2 separate regions of the Homo sapiens genome follow, and region 1 is linked to region 2. The links are chromatin contacts, found by Hi-C or POLR2A ChIA-PET in ENCODE. All regions are on one chromosome and are shown on one strand. The core of a region is the stretch at or near the end of the contact, and the rest is flanking DNA. Distances in the headings are between cores, read along the strand shown. Region 1 holds the start of BAD (BCL2 associated agonist of cell death). Region 2 holds the start of RCOR2 (REST corepressor 2).

Region 1 (5,620 bases), core at 2,608-5,107, 370 kb after region 2:
CAGGCGCCCACCACCACATCCAGCTAATTTGTGTATTTGTAGTAGAGACAGGATTTCACCAAGTTGGCCAGGCTGTTCTTGAACTCCTGACCTCAAGTGATCTGCCTGCCTCAGCCTCCCGATGTGCTGGGATTACAGGTGTGAGCCACCACGCCCGGCCAATAATAATTTTTTTTTTGAGACGGAATCTTGCTCTGTCACCCAGGCTGGAGTGCAGTGGTGCAATCTCTGCTCACTGCAAGCTCCGCCTCCCGGGCTCACGCCATTCTCCTGCCTCAGCCTCCAGAGTAGCTGGGACTACAGGCGCCCACCACCACGCCCAGAGAATTTTTTGTATTTTTAGTGGAGACGGGGTTCACCGTGTTAGCCAGAATGGTCTCTATCTCCTGACCTCATGATCTGCCCACCTCGAACTACCAAAGTGCTGGGATTATAGGCGTGAGCCACCGCGCCCAGCCTAATAGTTTTTTTAAAATTCCTTGGCATCATCCTGACTCCTCTCTTTCCCTCGCACCCCACATCCAGTCCATCAGCAGATCCTGCCAGTTCTGCTTTAAAAATAAATCCAGGGATCAGCTACTTCTCACCACCTCCCTGGTGACTCTCTGAATGTCTAAATCTGACCATGCTGCCTCTGCTCAAATCCTTTCCAGGTTTTTACTCAAAGGCAATGCCAGAGTCCTTAGAATGACCTTCAACTTTAGGTCTCCAAATACCCTTTCCTAAACCCCCTCCCCTAGGCCCACCCTAGCCAGGAGCAGGTGTTGCCCTCGAGGCCTTACCATCTGCCCTTCTCTCTGCCTGGAACTCTCTTCCCATCATCCCTGTGGCCTTGGCTCCAGTGGTGCTTCTCACCAAGGTGAGTGCTGACCACCTCTGCTACCATCACTCCCCCCGCCCCTGTGACTCCGGATTCTCTTAACTCTTTTTTTTGAGATGAGTCTCACTCTGTCGCCAGGCTGGAGTGCAGTGGCACGATCTTGGCTCACTGCAACCTCCGCCTCCCGGGTTCAAGCGATTCTCCTGCCTCAGCCTCCCGAGTAGCTGGGACTATAGGTGCGCGCCACCATGCCCAGCTAATTTTTGTATTTTTGGTAGAGATGGGGTTTCACCATGTTGGCCAGGATGGTCTCCATCTCTTCACCTTGTGATACGCCCACCTAGGCCTCCCAAAGTGTTGGAATTACAGGCGTGAGCCACCGCGCCCGGCCTCTCTTAACTCTTTTACATGCTGCCCCCATACAAATCTTCTCACGCATGATAGGATGCTTTTGTGCTTGTTTGCTCATGGCCCCACCAGCTCACTAGAAGGTAAGCTCCACAAGGGCAAGGATTCCTGACGCTTGGGTTCACCGAGGCCCCCTAGCAACTGGAACAGCCTGTGTCACACGGTGAGCACTCACTGTGTGGCGCGAGTGAATGCTGAGTGTGTGTGGGGGGCAGAGAGCAGGGGAAGTTTGTGAGCAGAAAAATGGCCAAGTGCAAGCTCAGGAAGTTAAAGAAAGCTGTGGAGGCTGAGCATGGTGGCTCACGCCAGTAATCTCAACAGTCTGGGAGGCCAAGGTGAGAGGATTGCTTGGGCCCAGGAATTCGAGACAAGACTGGGCAACAAAGCAAGACCCCACCTCTACAAAAAATAAAAAATGAGCTGGTGTGGTGGCATGCACCTGTGGTCCCAGCTGTTCTGGAGGCTGAGGCAGGAGGATCGTTTGAGCCCAGGAGTTTGAGGCCTGCCTGGGCAACAAAAGGAGACCCCGCCCCTGCCCTCATCTCATGAAAATGTGAAAAATGCTGGGCATGGTGGCTCACGCCTGTAATCCCAACACTGTTGGGAGGCTGAGGCGGGTGGATTACGAGGTCAGGAAATGGAGACCACCCTGGCTAACACGGTGAAACCCCATCTCTAATAAAAATACAAGAAATTAGCCCGGCATGGTGACACGCGCCTGTAGTCCCAGCTACTCTGGAGGCTGAGGCAGGAGAACTGCTTGAACCCAGGAGGCAGAGGTTGCAGTGAGCCGAGATTGCACCACTGCACCCCAGCCTGGGCAGCAGAGTGAGACTCCGTCTCAGGAAAAAAAAAAAAAAAAAAAGAAAAAGTAAAAAATAAATTAACTGGGTGTGGTCCACACACCTGTATTCCCAGTTACGTGGGAGGATCACTTAAGCCCAGAAGTTCCGGGCTGCAGTGAGCTGAGATCGCACCTCTGTACTCCCTCCTGGGTGATAGAGCGAGACCCTGTCTCAAAACAAAACAAAACAAACAGAAAAAAAGAAAGCAAGCTATGGGGTCCAATCTGAGAGAATCGAGTGTGGGTGTTTATCCGTAAGAGAGCGAGGGGAAAGAGGCCTCTTAAGCCTTCTTAATCCTGAAAATGGGGAGGAGGTCTTTTAAGCTGCAGTGCCAGAGTGACATGACCTAGTTTTCTATTTTTAGAGATGGGGTCTGGCTATGTTGCCCAGGCTGGTCTTGAATTCCTGGGCTCAAGCCAGCCTCCTGAGTTGCTGGGACTACAGACATGTGCCACCCCACCCAGCTTGACCTGGTTTTTGTGTTCAGAAGATATCTGTTGTTGTTCCAGGTGCCAAGGCCAGTGCTGGGCACAGGGGTGCTAGAGCCTACTGAGAAATGGACATAGAACCCCAGTGTCCATCCTTCCATCTTGGAGCCTGTGCTTCTCACCCCACACAGCCCTGCTGTCTGGGAGGACTGTCTGCCCCTTGAGGTCATCTGCCCCTGGCCACTGTGCCAGGACAGTCCTGCTGTGGGTACGAGCCACAGGGCAAGAAAGAACACATCTGGGAGCTGGAAGGCCTAATCCCAGGGAAAGCATGTAGCCTGGGGCAGGGCACCAAGGAGGCTTCCAGCCCCCACATTCTAAGGAAAGAAACACCAGGAAGGTGTGGCCTTAGGCAGGCCCCTTTTCCTTTTCGGATCACTGCCTGCCTGTCACTGATTTCTGTCCTAACCCCACACTAATAGCTGCTATATATATATATATGTATTTTAAGAGCTGGAGTCTCCCTAAGTCACTCAGGCTGGCCTTGAACTTCTGGGCTCAAGCGATCCTCCTGCCTTGGCCTCCCAAAGTGCTGAGATTACAGGTGTGAGCCACCACGCCCGGCAGCAACCATTTTTTAGCTTTAATGTGCACCAGCTCTGTAATCAAGTGCATCCTATATGTTCCTGCTAATTAACTCAACAGTCCTACAATGGTGGTTATTAATTGCTGTTTTACGAAAGAGGAAACTGGGGCTCTGAGAGTTTGGGGACCGACCCAAAGCATTCAGTGCCTGTGGATGCAACTGGGATGCAGGGAGCCAGTGGGCTGGGGGTGAGGTGTCCCGGCAGGTGGAGGTGGTGGGGTACTTACCTCCATGATGGCTGCTGCTGGTTGGCTGCTCCTGCTGGTGACTGGCGTCCCACAGGAGGCCTGGGGCCTGGCGATGATGCTTGCCGGAGCCTGAGGGCCCGTCCCCTGCGGGGCTGGGGCCCAGGCCCCTCTCTGCAGAGCTGGAGTCTTCCTGCTCACTCGGCTCAAACTCTGGGATCTGGAACATGCTCTGGGCTGTGAGGACAAGATGTTACGTAGTCAAGGCACAGCTGGGGCCAACGGTGGCCCTGGAAGGCAGAGGCAGGTACCCCTGGCTTCCTCTCCCACCGTAGCGCCCCCAGGCCCGCCAGGCCTCCTGGGCCCTCATCTGTCTGCCGGGTCTGGCCTGGCAGGGAGCTGAGGCTGTCGGCTCAGGACCTCAGTCTCCCCTCAGAACCCCGGTGGACCCAGGCCCCGCCCCGCCCGTGGTGACGGCGCACAGGTCTCACCCCAAGCCCGATCTCGAGGCCCCTGACCCGGGCCTGCCGCCTCCCTCCAGCACCCCGGGCTCCGGGCCCTAGTTGCTTGGGCAACGGGAACTGTCAGCGACCTGGCCCAATCACCTCTCGGAACGTCACTCGGGTAGGTCCAGAGGCGGGGTCAACCCGGCCCGGCCCCGCCCCCCCGCCGGATCCAAGGCTCCTCGTCCGCATCCTTTTTCCTCCCTCCTTCGGCCCCGGGGCTCACATCCTCGCTGCCTCACACCTTGGGCGTGTGTGGGAGCAGGAGAGGGATTCTCTGGGGTCCCCATTTGGAACCTGGAGACCCACTTCTGCCAACAAGTCCTTCAGCCCCTCTGGGCCTTAGTTTCCCCCCAGTGAAGTGGGGATAGTGACAGCTCCCCCGGGAGCCAGTGAAAACTTTGTGAAGGGAGTGATTACTGCGGGCGAAGGCGCTTGGCACAGCCACAACTGAAGCTCAGCCGTCGGATGTGATTATTGTTGCTATTGTTACCGCTCCGCCTGGACTGGGTGCCCGGTCGGAAAGTCCCGCTCCCCGCTCCTCCTCCCAGGCGCGGAAGCTTCGCGCCGCCCGCCTCGGGGGACACCTCCCGCGCCATCTCGGGGGCACTGGAGATAAGGAAAGGAACCTCCTCCCTGGCTGGGATGGCTGCCCGGGCGCGGGAGGAGGGCCGGGGACCCGGTGAGGGAGGACCGTAGGGCCCGTGGGGGCTTCACGCCTGGCAGGCGGCCGGCCAGGTGAGCAGGGCCGCGGGCGCGCCGGGGCGAGGGGCGGGCCCGCGCGGGGGATTCGGGGCTCCGCGGGTTCAGGCCCGGGGGCGGGGCCCGGGGGCCATCTTGGCTATGGGCGGAAGTTTTCTTCAGAGACCGAGGGACGGGAATCCGTTGCCGCCCCCGGCCGGGCGGCACGACCCCGATTTGGGTATAGGAGAGAGGAGCGTGGGAACTGGCGGACCCCCATACAAGTAAAGGCGGGCGGCACGGGGCACGGCCCACCCGGGGACCCCCTGGATGCGGCACGGCCCCCGCAACTCGGCCGCCCTCCTGCCGCCTCCCGTAACCCCGGGCGCCCGCCAGCGGCGCAGCTCGCGCCAATTCTCGTACGGTTTCACGCCGGGTGCGGCGCTGGACTGCGGAGCCAGCCGGGCCGCTGCGCAATTTGCGTAGCGAACGGCGCCCGCGCAGGCGCGGAGGGGGAGGGGGGCGGAGCAGCGGGAGCCGGGGAGCCGGAGCCCCGGGTCCCCACGACCTGAGCCGGCTCTCCCATCAGCGGCCTGAGGACCTGGCGTCCGCCTCCTCCCTCCCCTTGAGGCTGGAGCGTGGACGCGGTGGGGGAGGGTGGGGCGGGGGCAGCTTTCGAGAATTACGAGGACAGGAGGCAGAGGCCCTCCCCATCCGCATTATTGGAGGAGAGAGAGCCTCCCCCAGCTTGGGGAGGGGGAGAGCGGGGCATTGGGCGCCCCTCGCAGCGGCCGCTGCCCTGACCCGACGGGTATCAGCCGGCTCTCCCCCTCCACCCAGGACGACATGAACGACCGAGGCCAGGGAGTCCTCTCCTTGGGCCTCTGCATCCCCCCATCCTTGGCTCTGGGGTAGGCCCAGGGAGGAGACACCCCCAACCCCTATCCGGTCTGTCCTGGAGAAAAGAGACTGCCCTTCCATGCCCCTGAGTGAGGGGCCTGGGGCCCAGGCTGCCTGTGTTCCCCAAGGGCAAGGGTCTCTCTGTTGAGGAGGAGGGGCCTGTCAGCCACAACTTCTTTCCTCCTGAGCGCCCCATCTCCCTCT
Region 2 (5,641 bases), core at 307-2,806:
CTGTCTGTGGAGCCAGGGGGAGGCAGTCAGGACTCCAGGGAGGGCGGGCGGGAGGGAGGATGTGGCGGGCGGGGGAGGTGGCCGGCCTGGAGTTCTCCTTCCTGACCACCCAGGGCCCCCACCTTCCAGGAGGCTCACTTTTCCCTCATTGTACCCCAGTTACCTGCAGCCACAGAAGGGACTGGAAGAGGAAAAGACCCTGTCCAGCCATGGCCATTGGGGCTGGAGGGTGGACAAGGGGACAGTTTTAGAGCCCAGGCCAAGCAGGGTGCTTTGTTCCGGGGGAGGGGAGCGGGGTTGGAGGGCAGCCCCTAGACCTGGACCACAGCCCTGCAAGGAACCCAAGGCTCCTTCCCACCACAGGAGCCTCACAGCTCTGTGTGGAGGTGTCTCTCCAGTCCCTGCTCCAGCCAGACCTCAGTCCCCTGCAAGGTGGCAAGGTATGAGGGACCCACTCTATGCAAGGGAGGGATGCCTCGGTCCCTGAGGGGGTGAGGGCAGGGCAGGGGCCGGCAGGACGCCTCCACAGCAGCTAGGGGCCCAGGTTCCAGATTGGCTGTGCCGGCAGCCTGGGTTTGTGGGAGAAGCAACGCAGAGGCTCCAATCCAGGAGAGGCAGGAGCCATCAGTGTAACAGGCTCGTGGTCTGCAACTCTTCCCCCTCCCGCCCCACTCCGCTCCCCCCAGGCCGGCGCGCCTTTAACCCTAGGCCACCGGGCTCACCGTGCGAGTGCTCCTCCTCGCTGCTGTCATCCTCCGAGTGGGGCTGTCCGCCGTTGGGCACCGTCTTGGCCCGGCTACGGGACAGGATCCCAGAGCCCGCGCTCGGCTTCTCCATCACTGAGGGCATTACCCCGCCCAGCTGCCCCGGGGGGCGCAGGAGCCTTCGGAGAGCGACAGTGGTTGCCGCACTCGCTCCGAGTGCCGAGCCCGGCCCGGCCTGGAGAGGTCGCCACTGAGGTTAGGAGAGGCAGGAGGTCAGCGTGGCTAGGGTCCGGCGGGGTGGGAGCCCACCTGGTAGCCCCAGCGCTCTCCACGACCCCCACGAGCCAGGGCGTCAGAAAAGTTTGTGCAGAAGTGGGGGACGCAAGGGATGAGCGCAAGGTCCGGTGCGGCTGGGGCGTGATTACTATGTACGCCCCTCAGGGTTGGGGTTCCCCTGAAGTCGGGGCCCCCTGTCCTCGGGGCGCCCTGGAACCCCACCGCCCACCTGCCCACGCCGTTCAGCGGCTGGGCGCTGGAGCGCAATCTGCGCCCCCCGGGCTCTGCGCCTCTCAGCTGCGCCGGGGATGCCCCAGTCCCCGGGCGGGGACCCGTGTCCTAAGCAGACCCCTGCCCGCGACGGCAGCCGGCCGGGGCACCGGCGGCGGCGGCGGCGGCGACGGCGGCGGGACGGCGCGCACGGCGCGCGGCGCTGGGCAGAGTTGCCGGGAGGCGGGCGGAGCGCAGCCGCGGGTGCCGCCTCGCACCCTCCCCGGCGCGCTCGCTCTCCCCGCCGCGCTCGGGATGCCGCTTGCTCGCCCGCTCTCCGCCGCCGCTCGCTCCTCGCGCACACAATGAAGCTGCTGGCAGGGAAGTAGTGCCGGCTGCGGCCTCAGCACCCCTCCCCCAGCCGATGCCTCCGCCAGCTGAACATCTGGCCCTGGGGTGGGAGGGAGGGCCCGGGGGGCGGGGCCAGGGGGCCGGGGCCAGACCTCCAGGGGGTGGGATCAGGACCCTGGTGGGGCGCGCGTCCCGCTGCGGGGGCTCCCCTCGCGTCCCTGGGCTCCCAGACTTGCCCCTGGGGGAGACCCCACTGCCCCCCAGGAGTAGCCAGGGGTCAGCCCCACCCACGCGCACACCAACACCACACACCAGTGGGCTCGGGTTACTGCCGCCTGCCCCGGGGGCCCTGGGGCCGCCTGCCCGCCCGCCCGGGTGGAGCCCAGCTTTTCCTTCCATTTCCCTTCCTGCCAAGGAACTCCCCGCCCCCCCTTCCGCAGGGGGGACCCCCCTTATGCGCCCTTGGGGGCCAGAACGGATGGGAGGCTGGACAGGCAAGGAATGAATTCCTCCAAGAGCTACCCAGCCAGAGGCTGGCTTCTGGTGGATCTGTGGGTCCCCAAGGGTCGCCCCAATTCCCTTTAACTGCTGCAGTATGCACCCCTAAACAGTGGTAGCAAGGGCTGAGGGATGGGGAGTGGGAGGTGTAGGGGAAGGTCTGGGCTGCAGGGGAGAGAGGAGCTGGGTCTCCTCCCCACTGGGTTCACTGTCACCCCAGCTGGAAGCAGCATCCCCCTCCCCCCGGACAAGCACGGGCAGAGTGACAGACAGGGAAGCGGGTAGAGCGGCACAGACGGAGATGGGGGAGGGGGTGGGCAGAGACTTTCAAAGCCAGACCCAGCCACCCTGCCAGGCACACAAAGAGCCAGCGCACACACCGGCGGCGGCTCCGAGCCTGCGAGCTGCGCCCGTGCCCGTCCCCGCCGCCCGGGGCACGTGCTGCAGCGCACACAAGCTGAAGCCCCCGCCCGCCGCCCCTCCCACCCGGAGCCCCAGTCTCCTGGACACACCTCCACCCAGGCACACCCCGCTGTGCCCAGACTGAGCCGAGCCCGCACTCGCGCCCTCCTCTCCCTTCCCTTCCTGGTCCACTCTGTAATCAGATTCCTAAATTTAGAAGCAGCCTAGGGCCCAGCCAGGGATCCCTGCCCCCACCCGCTGCCTGCGGCCGAGTGGCCGGGGTGTTGCGGTCGGGCCACGACCCGGCTGGGGCCGCTTGTTCCCGGGGACTCCTGCGGACAGCCAGGGAAAGCCAGGCTCGACCCCACCCGGCTGCTGCGCCGTCGAGCCACATGGGGCCACCCAGCCAGCGGCCACGTTGCCCGCCACACCTCGGGCCAGGGCTACGGGGCCTTTATCCTCCTCTTAAATCATGGATTGGGCACCAAGCCCCAGGGTGGGGAGGTCTGGACAAAGGAGAATGAATGGACCAGGGGCTGGTCTGAGCTAAGGAGGTCTGATTCAAGACTGAGAGTCTTCCCAGGCCGACCCCTCCTAAGTGGCAGGGCGCCATCCCTGTCCCCAGCACCTCCACCCTTTGGAGAGACTCTCATTTCTGTCCCCTCCTGCCTGGCAGGCAACCATTGCTGCACACCAGCCTCTCCTACGGTGCTGTCTTCCATCTTGCCCCCGCCCCCTATTAGGCAGGGCCTCAGTTGAGTCCCCCATCCCCCTTGCCTCCTTCCCAGACTCAAACCTGCACCCCCAGGCTCAGCATCCTGCTTATTTCTTGCCTCCCTACTCCAGGGCTGCCCCAGGTACCCCCAGTCTCTCTAGCAGGGATCCCCAGCCACTGGATTCCCTCCGGCCCAGCATCCCTCTTCCCCGCCTCCTAAGAACCTCATTCTCTTCATTTCTATCTAGAGCCAGGCACTCTGGGCCAAAGGAAGACTCTGCTCTGGAGGTGGGGACAGGGAGGGGAGGTTTATTCCTTGGGGCGGGGGTTGGGAGAGTCCCTAGGCCCTGATGCAATGAGGCTTCTGCCTAGGAGGTGGGCCACGACACAGGAAGTGTGTCCTAGGAGTTTGGGGGCGACTGTGGGGGCCACGGGGTCCAGAGGGAAGGCGCATTCCTAGTGAAGAACCCCCTCATGGAGGGGCAAGGGTGCAGGGTTAGAAGGGGGAGGGGCAAGGCCCCACCCCTCCCACCTGCTACAGCCGCCCCCTCCCCAGCTGGCCCCCTCTTTTGTGCGAAGCCACACAAAGGACAAGGGGCCCCGGCCGGCCTGGCCATCTGCTCCCAGCAGCATGAAGGCTCTTAAAGAGACAGCACCCCCTCCCTGCCGCCCCGGGGCTGCGGGGCGGGGCTGCGCCACCGGATCCGGGCTCCGCGGTTATCCCAGATCCCACCCACCTTTCCCTGGCTCCACTTGTCCCCAGGTCAGAAATCGTCCTCCCCCAGGCCTGGGGCACAGAGGTGCCACGTGGCCAGGAACATGGGGGTGTGGGAGGGGAGGGAAGGAGAGGCAGCCCGGGGACCAGCCCCTCCTCTCCTGCAGCCTGAGGCAGCGGAAGGGGCCAAGGAAGCTGGGCAGCGCGGCCGAGAACCCGGGGCCCTCACCTACCCGAGCTACCTCCGAGCTTGGCGCGAGCCGGAGGGCTCCCGGGAATGCCCTCCCCGCCATTTTCGCCGATGAGCTCGGGCTCACCCTTCCACTGGAAGCGACAGCGCCTTCTTTTCGAGGGCTGCAGGCCAGGACGCAGGCCGCCTGGAAGCAAGTGTGATCAGGGCACATTTATTTCCTACGGTGTGCCAGATGAGGAAACTGAGGTCTTGCACAGCCCCTACACAGGCCTCCGCCAGAAGCTGCATCCCTTGCCTGGGCCAGAAAAGGCTCCTCACCCCTCCAGTCCCCAGGGAAGCCGGCCCTAGCCAGGCCGAGTCCCACTCAGCGCCCTTGCCACACACACAGCTCAGAGACACAAGTCTATATGATGCCTGTGGTGGTTTCCTTGCCTGTCTCTGGCTGGGCTGTGTCCCCATGAGGGCAGGGGCTCTGTTTGCTGCTGTGCTTTCGGGGCCTGGCATACAGTAGGCACTCAGTGTTTGCTGAATGAATAAGTGTCGGAAGCCCTTTGCCTTCACCGGGCTTCTCTGCGCTCTGCCTGCTGGGTTTCTTGCTTCCTCCTTCCTCAAGGTGAGGCCGAGGGGACAAAGGTTGAACAGGGATGCTGGGAGGGAAAAGGAGGGTGACCTTGGGCAAGCCATCCGGCCTCCCCTTGCCGCTCCCTCCTCCCGCAGGCGGGGGCAGCTCCAGCCAATCCCAAGCCCGCCAGCCCTGCCAGACAGACTGGGACTGTCCCGAGCTCCGGCCCAGCGAGCCTGGCCGCTGTGGTGTGTTGCCTGGGACCCTGGCCAGGCCATCAGTGGCCACAGCCAAGGGGCTAAACTTGGGGAGGGAGAGAGGCAGCGGGAGGGCCCCGGGGTTGGGGAGGGAGTGTGGTGGGATCCGAGCCAAAACCTGGCTGAGCAATTAGGGGGCTGGGGGGAGGTGCTTCCATCGACTGGGGGCCTGGCGGGAGGTGACCCTGGGGAAATGGAGGAGGTGGGCTAGAGTGGAAGGACCATGGCAGCTCCCTCTGGGGCCCCCACCCTCTCAGTCCTGCCCAGACAGGAATTCGGTTCCTCCCTCCCCTGCCGCCCACTGGGGCCCTGGGCAGGCTGTGTGGCCCAGGGTGCTGCCCTCCCCTTTTCTGGGCCCTGTCAGTGAACCCCCTGGCCTAGCCGGCACTCCTTCCCCCACCCCACCTCACCCCCCACCCAGGGTTGTGAAGAAGCTGAAAGAGGTGACAGAGGTGGCAATCTGGCGCTTGGCACCACCCCGGCACGGTGGCCGTGCAAGGAGGCGGCAGAGGGAGGCAAGACAGGCACATCTGGGAGTGGCCCTTGGGGGAGGATGCAGCAGACCAGGCGCGGGGTCAGCAAGGAGACTCCAGGCTTCAGACACCCACGTGGGGGAAATCTGATTCCCTGAGCAAATCTGACATCCCTGGGGAAGGGTCAGCAAGACCTCGGGTTGAGATGAGAGGTGACAGGAGCTCCCAGACTCCATGAGGGGGAGCCTGCTTGGTTTCTCCGGAAACTGGGATTGGGGGTGGGGG

Evidence for each region. A loop is a pair of places that touch in the nucleus more often than their neighbours do. ChIA-PET counts read pairs that join two places held with the same protein, here RNA polymerase II (POLR2A). Pooled maps may share reads with other maps.
Region 1: a pooled map shows a loop between it and region 2 (4-fold over the local background). The contact joins the promoter of BAD here to the promoter of RCOR2 in region 2. A Hi-C loop is called at or near these places in 1 of 50 pooled maps. POLR2A ChIA-PET finds 5 or more read pairs at or near these places in 2 of 52 experiments (H1 and activated naive CD4-positive, alpha-beta T cell).

Annotation. Positions count from the first base shown.
Region 1 is chr11:64,280,808-64,286,427 of GRCh38, forward strand. BAD (BCL2 associated agonist of cell death) reads right to left here and starts at 3,858. Exons shown (of 4, transcript NM_032989.3): 1 at 3,824-3,858; 2 at 3,375-3,569. The coding sequence starts at 3,561. GPR137 (G protein-coupled receptor 137) reads left to right here and starts at 5,041. Exons shown (of 7, transcript NM_001170880.2): 1 at 5,041-5,620. RefSeq lists silencers at 3,738-4,027, 4,378-5,117.
Region 2 is chr11:63,915,608-63,921,248 of GRCh38, forward strand. It overlaps RCOR2 (REST corepressor 2), which reads right to left and starts at 1,557. Exons shown (of 12, transcript NM_173587.4): 1 at 723-1,557; 2 at 1-4. The coding sequence starts at 849. RefSeq lists enhancers at 1-12, 634-1,297, 4,609-5,271, 5,272-5,641 and silencers at 1,389-1,508, 1,649-1,708, 2,386-2,435.